Regions from separate parts of the Mus musculus genome. Here all the other regions are linked to region 1. Evidence: chromatin contacts called from ENCODE POLR2A ChIA-PET data. All regions are on one chromosome and are shown on one strand. The core of a region is the stretch at or near the end of the contact, and the rest is flanking DNA. Distances in the headings are between cores, read along the strand shown.

The links. ChIA-PET counts read pairs that join two places held with the same protein, here RNA polymerase II (POLR2A).
Region 2: POLR2A ChIA-PET joins it to region 1 with 21 read pairs in embryonic stem cell. The contact joins the promoter of Strada here to the promoter of Dcaf7 in region 1. POLR2A ChIA-PET finds 5 or more read pairs at or near these places in 3 of 5 experiments (Patski and embryonic stem cell).
Region 3: POLR2A ChIA-PET joins it to region 1 with 11 read pairs in embryonic stem cell. The contact joins the promoter of Ccdc47 here to the promoter of Dcaf7 in region 1. POLR2A ChIA-PET finds 5 or more read pairs at or near these places in 2 of 5 experiments (Patski and embryonic stem cell).

Annotation. Positions count from the first base shown.
Region 1 is chr11:106,035,056-106,038,545 of GRCm38, reverse strand. Dcaf7 (DDB1 and CUL4 associated factor 7) reads right to left here and starts at 1,674. Exons shown (of 7, transcript NM_027946.3): 1 at 1,285-1,674. The coding sequence starts at 1,422. Kcnh6 (potassium voltage-gated channel, subfamily H (eag-related), member 6) reads right to left here. Exons shown (of 13, transcript NM_001037712.2): 13 at 2,952-3,490.
Region 2 is chr11:106,191,959-106,195,235 of GRCm38, reverse strand. It overlaps Strada (STE20-related kinase adaptor alpha), which reads left to right and starts at 1,633. Exons shown (of 13, transcript NM_001252448.1): 1 at 1,633-1,770.
Region 3 is chr11:106,215,076-106,218,567 of GRCm38, reverse strand. Ccdc47 (coiled-coil domain containing 47) reads left to right here and starts at 2,201. Exons shown (of 13, transcript NM_026009.2): 1 at 2,201-2,419. Ddx42 (DEAD box helicase 42) reads right to left here and starts at 1,642. Exons shown (of 18, transcript NM_028074.4): 1 at 1,412-1,642.

The DNA of each region.
Region 1 (3,490 bases), core at 425-2,924:
AGCTCCAGTTTTACTGCCACTGTGGGGGTAAAAAAAGCCACTAGAGAGGAGACAAGAAATAGGGCTCTTCACTAGGAAAGGGCGGCTCGGTACACACTCCCTGGGACTGTAAACTGCTGGTGTATGTGTGACGTCTAGACAATCAAAGGCCATCCTTTTCACCCTTTTCTCAAAGAAGATGCCAAAAAATGGTGACCCTTTCCCAGAGAAACACATGTGCTCCCGAAATACCATAAACAAACCTAAAATGCTCAAATGTTTTCACCTGACCCTTCACATATAAAACAGAAGCCCTCTCCTAGATCACTGTGGGTCAAAAATAATAAAATCTGGTTTGTTCAATGCCTTATAGCTAAATCCTAGACCACCTACTTCTTCCACTGCTCCCACCATCTTGTCATTTGTCTCCAGTCTGATGTTCATAAGAGTAAGGCAGAGTACTGGCTATAAATACCACTGGCCAAAGCTTTCAGTATCTCTGATTACTGTCATTCATTTTTTTTTTTTTAACTCAAATTACAACAAAAGAATGAAGGTAAGAGATTAGGGAAAGAAAATTCTTCTCAATACTTTCAAACCTATACCCTGCATATAAAAATTCTCTCCTTCTGCCAGTGTTTTGATGAAGTGATGATGTCCAGCAATGCTGCAAATGAATGTGTAAAGAACCACGAAAAGAACAGGTCAAACGTCATCTTTCTCTATTCAGAAATAATGGCGGGATAATGCCACAGACTAAGGTTTCCAAGGATAGGCTGTTTGGGGGAGGGTGAACATCAAGGAGCAAAACCAATGACCAATGACAACCTAGCATTAGGGCTCTGTATCCATGAGAAACACCTGAGATGGGGAAGATCTTGCAATAAATAGCCCTAACAGAAATCTCGCGTGGCCAGGAATGCACGACCACCAATCCAAGCGCCGCATCTTCCTCCACTGCCTCTCTCCCGCCCCCCACCTAGCAACAGAAGCACTGCGACAGGAGTGGGGGAAATGAGAGGGACGGAGGACATAGCTTTGGGGGTGTGACTCCGATCTGAAACCTGCTACTACCATCGAAAATCTTATCTGCCTCAGGCATGTCACAACACCGTGCCTCGGTTTCCCCCGGCTGTCAAAACTAAATAAGAGGCAACGAGTGTGACAACCTCAGCGACAGGACCACAGAGGACCCACCCCCTTGTTGTGGTCAAGGCGAGTTTGCAGGAGAGTTGTGGGGACCGGGGCTGCCGCCCACCTCGAGCGTTCCCCGCCGGCTACACGCTGAGCCCCGGCACAACTCACCTTGTTGTTGTACTCTTCCACGAAGCTGCCCAGCGCCAGGCGAAAGCGCTTGTCCGGCCGCACGCTCCAGTTCATGGCGTACACAGTCCAGGGCGCTTCATATTTGTAGATCTCCTTCCGTTTGCCGTGCAGGGACATGGTGGCGGCTGGGCCGCAGAGCCGGCCAGAGAGGCAGCGGGCTGGGGCACAAGACAGGCGGGGACCCGGGCTTGGGTCCGCGGGTCCGAGGGGAGGCGGGGCCGGGGCGGTCAAGAACGGCCTAGCCCTCCAGCGGGTCCTCGGCTACACACACTCACACTCGGCCGGGCCCGACCACCAGTTTCAAACCAGCTCGGGCAGCGCTACCACCTTCCGTTTGGGATGCCGGCCCGCCCTCTCGGAACGGAAGCCACGCGACCCCGCAGCGGCGACGAGCGTTGGCTGCCGGGTACGTCCTTTCCAAACTGTTCCTTCTTTTCATTGGTCGACACAGTTGTAGCGCCCGCGCCCTCCTTACTATTGGTGAAAATGTTTGTCATTCTGCTCATTAGCCCCGCCCAGCTCCTGGAGGCGGGCTCTTTTGAAGTCCCAAAGATCATTGGCTACCCAAGATGTCAGTCAAGGGGATAACGGCGCAGTGCGGGTGAATGGGGGCGTGGGTGGCATGGGGGCAAGTGTGCCCCTCTACTGATCCAAATTCTAGGCCAAGAGTAAAGCCTGCTATTTCTCCTCTGCTGCTGCTGTTCTGATCACCTCTCTCCACTGACAGTAACTGTCAAACCTACCTTCATGGAGGACCACCTGCGTTTATTACATCTCCCTATGTCCGGCGGTCCCTCAGTCTTTGCCAAACGGGAACTCTCTCCAGCTCCAATGCCCACCTTTTAACTGTTCTCTTTCAGGCATGATAGAAACGTCCAGGGACAGGCTAGATTGATTAAGGCTTTCCTGCGCTTTCCTACAGACACTAAAGAGACTCCTGAATTCTGGGATCGATTTGCAAATGACCTGGCTATTAGTCACTTACCTTCTTCCTCTGGGATGTTCAGAAGCCAAATGGTAATCCAACTTTAAATGCTTATATGCCATGAGTTTGAAATGCAGAAAAACCTGGATCTAGGTACACCAATATAAATGTAAATTCTTTCAACGATATTGAAAGGGGTTGTATTGAATTGTTAGGCAGTACTTTAAAACACGTTAATTTTACGTGTATTTGTATGTGCCCGAGTATAAGTAAGTGTACTACATGTGAACAGTTGCCCACGGAGGTCAGAAGAGGCATTCAATCCCCTGGAACTGGAGTTAGTTACAGATGGGAATCCAACCCAGGTCTGCTGCAAGAGCATCCAGTGCCCATAGGGCTATCCTACCTCTCCAGTCTGTAAAATACAATTTTTAATGGATACAAACACTTGGAAGCCTTGAGGGACAATAGTATACACTTATCAACCATCTTTTAGTAATGGCCACCTGTATGAACAAGTCTACTGGGCACTTTTATTTTTACATAGAGCCTAGGCATGGTGTTACACACCTCTAATCCAGCTCTTGGGAGGTAGAGTCAGGAGAACCAGAAAGTCACTCTTATCCTGGGCTACAGAGCCAATTAGAGGCAGCCTGGGCTAGTTGAGAATCTGTTTCAAAATAATAAAAGTTAAAAGAAAATTAACTGGATACCTAGGTGTGTATTTTATTGAAACGTTTTATTTCTGTGCATATCAGGAAATTTGGTCCATAGTTTTCTATTGGTTACATCATTTCTGATTTTTCAGTGGGTTAATAATGGTCTTGTAGTACAATCTTAGCGGAGGTCTATCTATCTATTTTACGGAACAGGTCTTTTTTGTTTTGTTTTGTTTTTTCGAGACAGGGTTTCTCTGTATAGCCCTGGCTGTCCTGGAACTCACTTTGTAGACCAGGCTGGCCTTGAACTCAGAAATCCGCCTGTCTCTGCCTCCTGAGTGCTGGGATTAAAGGCATGCGCCACCACGCCCAACAGAAAAGTTAACTTTAACGTTTTAGCTTGTATAAACACTTGCGAATGTGTGCTCATAAACTCACTAACAGACTCTGGGGCATCAAATAGAAATTGCAAAAGGAAGGAAAAATGGGCTGAGGAGGACAGATTAGAATTATCTGACAAGCAACGATGTTTTAACAGGTCTCTCAAGCGAGGCAGTGTGGGTTGAAACCGTGTTCTCCTTTTTCTAGTGTGTTGAGTTTA
Region 2 (3,277 bases), core at 384-2,883, 160 kb before region 1:
GTCTGGTTAGCCTGGACTAGATGTGAGACCCTGTCTCAGAGTTTGGGGCTGGAGAGCTGGGTCAGCAGAAAGATGCATTTGCTGCTCTTGGAAAGGATCAAGCACCGGCAACTATCTGTCACCCCATCCAGTTCCTCCGCCTGCTTCTGCGCGCACATACACACACACACAAGTACATTCAAGTACAAGTACACACACAACATATGAAAAAATAAAAACCGAAGCTTGACACCTTTTCAGGTATTGCTTTCCCTAATATTCTGGATTCCAAAGACCATGTGAACTGGCAGAAACTGCATTTTCCTCCAGTCCCCTTGCTTTTTGTGAGTTCGTGATGTTTGTTTGATGATGAAATGTGGTGAGACTGAGAACAAATTTGGCATGTTAAACGCACTAGGCAAGGTTACAGCTGTGTGTAAAACATTGAGATCTTCAGGTGAGGGTAGTGTGCGTTTCCAAGTTCCTGTATGATGTGGCCAAACTTAAAATTCTTGGAAGTTAGTCGACTGGTATAAATCTGAGACAGGAAAAAAAACAAGTATTCATTACTTGACAGTATGTACACAGATGTATTGGGCCCTCACTCCACAGTAACTGAAGTGACTAAAAATCACTTCATGATAAAACGGAGTCCTCATTTTATTAGTCCTATATGGTTTGGCCCCTGCTGTCTTTTTTCATAAAGGCAAACTCATCACAGGTTTCTGCTAATAGAGGACATACCACCAAGTCTTTAATCCCATCCCAGCAGAGGCAGAGGGAAGCTGATCTGAAGGCCAGTCCAGACTACATGCGACACTATCTCAAAAATACCTCACTACCAAAAAATAGTTATGAAGCACTTAGGGACAAAAAAAAAAAAAAAAAAAACCCCAACAAAAAACAAACCATAGCTCTCGTTTAGTTGAGCTATTTTCTGTGCTTTAAGGAGAAGGAACTTTGGGCACAAAGGGTAAGTTTCCTCTTTGTTGTTCTATTGCCTGAGACTGACCCAAGAAAGACTTGTTTTTCAATTGGAGTCCTACCAGGTGAAATGGCACCTGGGATTTGGGAACCGCAGAGTGTGGGATGAGGGGTGGGAATACCCCTGGTAGCCAAGTCAATAGCTATAGTTAGCCCTTGCCCCTTTTCTTGCTGCTGGGTTAGGAGGGGTACAGAGACTCGAGGGAGACTCTAGGGTCCTTTGGAACTGCAACAATGACAAGGTCTTTCGCTTCCACATACGTGGGGAAACCTGCCTTCGTCCTAGATAAGGAACGACCTCAGCAAAGGGGAAAAAAGACTAGTTAATAACTCTCTCCCTGACGAAGCGACTGCGGGTCTAGCATGTCCGGTAACGGTAACGTGGGATGGAAGCAGAAGCTCTCTCTGGGGAAAAGCGGAGCTTCCTCCACTGGGATGGGTGGGGTGAAGCGAGGCGAGACGAAGCAGAGTCCTTAGTGGGCAGGGGGTAAGGCGGAGCATCTTCTGAGAACCGGGCAAGGCAGGACTTCCTCTGCTGGAGGCAAGAGGCGGAGCTCCCTTCTTGGGTGGGGCAAAGCAGGGCTTCTCCGTAGGGGAGGGGCGGGACTTCCTCCGTGGGGCGGGAGTAGGAGGGGCTTGTTCCGTGAAGGGGAGGGGCGAGGCTCGGCCAGTCTCCCTGGGTCCCTCCACTGCGCATGTCACGTTGCGTACCTCCCTCCCAGCAACCGGCCTGGCGGCAGCGCGGCTACAAAACTGAGGAGGCGGAGCCGAGACGGAGTCGGTACTGCGCTCTGACTCCTAGACCAGGTACCCGGTGGCGGAGCCGCCTGGTGCGCTCCCAGGGATAATCCCTCTTGCCAGACTCCGAGTCCGTGTCCTCGGGGGTGAGCCTCAAGTGGCCATCCCGGCTCACCCTCGCCCTCCTCTGGCCCTCATTTAACCTGGGTTCTGGGTTCCCGCATTGAGGTTACAGCCTGAGAGCAAAATTAGGCTTGGGCCTGGCTGGGGAGATGCTGAGCAGAGTTGCCGGACCGGAGAGGCTAGCTACCGCATGGCCTCCCCACCTTTTCCGGGGCTTCCAAATGGGGTTGAGTTCTCATACGGAAGCAAGATCAGAGCTATTCTCTGCTTTGGTCAAAACGAAGAGTTTCTAAATGTGTTGTCTTAAGTGTCCCAGCAGTTTTGGGGACCGAGTATGGTGGCGGAGAGTGAGCATGACAGAAGGGGAGTGGCTAAATAAAATTGTTCATAATTTTAGGAAATAGATAACTTCTCAACTCAGTCTTCTGCTAAGACCCTAAGGTACTTCAATTTGACCCCTTTCTCCCAGACGGTTGGACTCGGTCTTACTGAAATACCCGTTGAAGTAGAACTATGTTCCAGTGTTTGGATGGGTCTTCATGATAGTTGATAACCTTATCCGGAGGTACCCAACACCTGAGACTGACTCAGATCCTTGAGGGTTGATTAACCAAATTTGAGACTGTGGGCGTGGCTCAGCGCCTGAGTTCTTGATTAACATCAGTGCGGACTTGCTTTCCATTCTCCACACTACCAAAAAGAAAATTGCTAACTTGCTTCTGCCGTAGTGCAGGAACTTAATAGTTTAACCATTAGTTATAGTACGGAAACTGGTCAACTCTCTTCACCCTTTAATTAGGTTTCTTAGAAGATTTTTTGGCTGGGTTTATAGTTGTGACCTCCGACATAAAGTTTGGAGGACCAGCGGTAAAAATAGAAGAAAAAAAAGTCTGTCAGAACAAGTGAATTCTCCTATCGGTACCTGTTGTAGTGGGAGAGATAATGAGGCGATAGTATGGTTGGGTGGTTGGAGAGGTGTCTCTGTAGATAGGAAGATATGCTGCCGTCTCCAGAACTCATGTAGAGAGCCATGTGTGGCCATGAGCCTGTGACAAGAGAAACACCAGAGCTTGCTGGCTGTCAGCCTGTGTCCAGAGTGATAGAGTAGAATACACAATGTCCTTTAGCTTCACCAAGCATAGAAACAGGTACACACATAAATATATACATACATACACACACAAGCACATACATATATATACACATATATACATACATATACACACATTGGTAAGTGTAATAGTTAATGTGAGAGCCAGGCATGATGGTATATGCCTTTAATCCCAGCACTCGGGAGGCAGAGGCAGGCGGATCTCTGTGAGTTCGAGGCCAGCCTCATCTACAGAGTGAGTTCCTGGACAGCCAAGGCTACACAGAGAAACCTTGCCTTGAGGGGAAAAAGCTAAGGTGAGGAATGTAGGTGGTTAGTGGGAGCGCTGCTGTAATAGAGGGT
Region 3 (3,492 bases), core at 952-3,451, 180 kb before region 1:
TGGAAGGAGAAAACCAACTCCCAGAGGTTGGCCTCTAACCTCTACAGGAGGGCATGATAAACATACATAAAGAAATAACGTGCCGGGCAGTGGTGGCGCATGCCTTTAATCCCAGCACTTGGGAGGCAGAGGCAGGCAGATTTCTGAGTTCCAGGCCAGCCTGGTCTACAGAGTGAGTTCCAGAACAACAAGAGCTATACAGAAAAGCCCTGTCTTGAAAAAACAAAAACAAAGACAAACAAAATAATACGTCCAAAAAATGTATATAAAGAGTCTCATGAGTGCAGTGGTCATAGATTTAACACTTAAGCAATTCAAGAGAGAACAGGCACAGAGGCAAGGCAATAACAATTTTATTTTTAAATGAATCACTGCAATTCTCCTTCTAGGTAAAGTAAAATAACATTTTCGCCCTGGAAGAATAAATTTTTATATCAGACTTACTGTTCACTTCCCACCTGTCAGAACAGGATTGGACTCTACAAAGTTTAAACGAATTAAGACATAACCTACCACCCACGACGGGTGGTGATGCACGCCTTTAATCCCAGCACTTGGGAGGCAGAGGCAGGTGGATCTCTGAGTTCGAGGCCAGCCTGGTCTATAGAGTGAATTCCAGGACAGCCAGGGCTACAGAGAAACCCTGTCTCGAAGGAAGAAAAAAAAGAAAAAGAAAAAGACATAATATCTACTCTACTTAATAATTGTTCAGCTTAATAGCTGTTCAGGTATGTGTAGGAGACAATACAGAAATAACACTTGCAAATAGTAACAACAACAACAACACAGTAGGAAAGCCACAAAACCACAGCCTAAAGGGGTAGGGGTGAAAAGGGAAAAAGCTAAGATGACAGAAAAGTTTATATATGCTTCCAAACTTGACTAGTATAATTTTTTCCTTACGATTCTGATACAGGTTTTCAACCCATATATATTATTCAAATCAGGTAGGCTCAAGTAGGCCGCAAAAAGTTTGTAACTATGGTGATGATGTTAATCATGATCTACTCAAGGTTTCACAAAGATCAATGACTATCACAGCCTTCTAATCTGTCAACCTCCGCTACCGAGACCCTCCCCGCCTCCATTTGTGGGTCCGCAATCCCCAACAGCTACCTACAAGGATCAATACTCCTCCACTGGCTCTCACAGCTTCGGAGCCCAGCACCCTGAAAAATCCCTTCCTGGAGCCCATCAAGCACCGCCTCCGGAAAGCCGCCAAGTGGGCCTCGTTAAGACGTGCAAGGAGCAGAGCCGTGGGAAGGCAACGTAGCTCCAGAGGGCCACCTCGGGGCTCCAGATCGCGTACCCATCCCTGCCCGGACCCCCGCAGCCACCCGGGTCCCCAGGCTCTGCCGATTCTTTGTTAAACGAGGCCGAGGTTCCTCCGCCCTCGCCAGGCCCCAGTTACCTCTCGTGTCCCCCGGGCTAGCGGCACTGCGTCTGGCGAGCCCTTCACCCAAACCCGCTGCCGCGGCTGCAGACGCAGTTGCTACTCCAGTCGGCGCGAAAGAACCCCCGCGGCCCTGCGTACGCGCGGTGCGGGACCGCGTCCAGCCGCGCTCTTCCTCCGCCCCCTTCGCCGCCGCCTCACGGCCCGTTGCTGACTGGGGGTAGGGTGGGGGGAGCGTCTGACATGCGCGCTAAGTAGAGCGCGAGCCGAAGGGTGGGGCTGGGGCTACGGCTGCCGAAAGGCGCCAATTAATGCCGCTCTTCCGATTCCGGAACGCAACATAACTACGTCACACACCCCGGACGGGAATCTGGTCCTGGGTGAGGATTGTGTCTGGGTCGTGTAGTGAGGGAGTCTGCAATGAAGAGAGCCGCGGCGATGGGGAACCGCCCGAAAAACTCAAGGTAATAAGGTGTTGATTGGAAACTTCATTTACATAAGAATGTCCACCTTCCCTTAGCTCTTGTCCCTTGCCAAAAACCAAAGCAACACAAAAAACCCACGACTCGGGCAACATTTCCCTTCATGCCTCTGTCCACATGGCCCCATAGACTATGGCCACCTTTAGCTTCCGGAGCATCCGATCAAAGTGACGTCTACCCGACGGACGGAACCCTACGGGAGAAACGCAGCCTCCGCTAGTTAGAGCACTTGTAGCCCAGGGGACGCTGGGGGTTACGTAATTTTCCCAGCAGCCCTAGCTCGCCTTGCGCGGATGTCCTGAAGGCCGCGCCCCGCCCCCACCCCGCGCGCAGGCGCAAACTAGCTGTACGCATTCTACGTAACGGACGGCTGAAGCTACGTGAAGAGTAGGGTGCCGTGACTGAGCTACCTGTTCTGGGCTGTTCAGTGACATCGCGGCCCGCAGATTATCTTTGCGACCTGAAGACAGAAACCAGACAAAGGCAGGCTGGTTGGAGGTAGTGGCCTCAGGAGCCCCGGGCCCGGTTGCAGCCTCGGGTGCAGGTAGGTAGCGGGGCCATGACATTCCAGTCGGTGTGACCGTGCCAGGCCGAGCGGTGACTAAGTTGCATGGCCGCAGAGCCAGGTACTGTTTCCCTCCTAACCAACCCTTTAAGTCCGGCCGGTGGTGACATGCATCAATACCCTCAACTTATCTTTCCAGAATTAAAAGAAAAAAAAAAAGACTAAACCTCTGTCCATCCTTTTCTGCTCCATTTTATGTTGGGCTTTAGGAAGATTTGGGGGAAGGTTTCGAGTAGATCCCAACCAACAGGACAAAATCTGAGAAAATATCTGGTGTGTAGCCAGAAGAATAAAAGAGCATCGAACTAGGCTTCTCCGTGGTGGACCTAGGACTAGACACTAGAAGTTTCACGGAAGCAACCGCTTCTAGAGTCGACCTTACCCGAAGGTTTCTAACATGCAAGTTATTTGTAACCAACACTTTACTTTGTAAGGTGACAGTAATGTCTACATCATTTCTAGAAATTTCATCATTTTGACTGATGCCACAGAGGCCTGGGAGGACAAGCAATGATTGCTACATATACTCCTTTTTACTGAGAGAGCTTGCGGAAGATAATCAAGATGGGTGTGTTAATGTTGTGCCTGGCTTGGAGTCTAGTGTTTTCTGCTTCAGAAGTCCTAGAGGCTGGATGGCCTGGCAGAGAGCTGTGCATCTGAGAAATGGGTTGACAGGTCCAGCTGAGTCTTATCAGAAAGCCAGTGCACAAATGGCTTGGATAATTTTAACATAAATAACCTTGAGGGAGCCTGTATGAATTCCATTAGAAACACTTCTGTGTTGTGAACACTCCTGGTATAGACTGAAATGGCCAGACTGTCAAATTGACAGGGATATGTAGTTACTTCTGCTTGGACAGGGAGCCACTAAAGCAGACGCTCTTTGTTCTTTGAGGCAGTGCCTCTTACTCTTGCAGGCTGGCCTAATATCACTATGTAGGACAAGGCAGGGCAGGCCACTGGAACTACTATACCTGCCACCACCCCCACCCCCTTAAGTATAGGGTCTCGCTATGTAGTCCTGGCTAGCCTTGAATTTGGACATGTGCCTG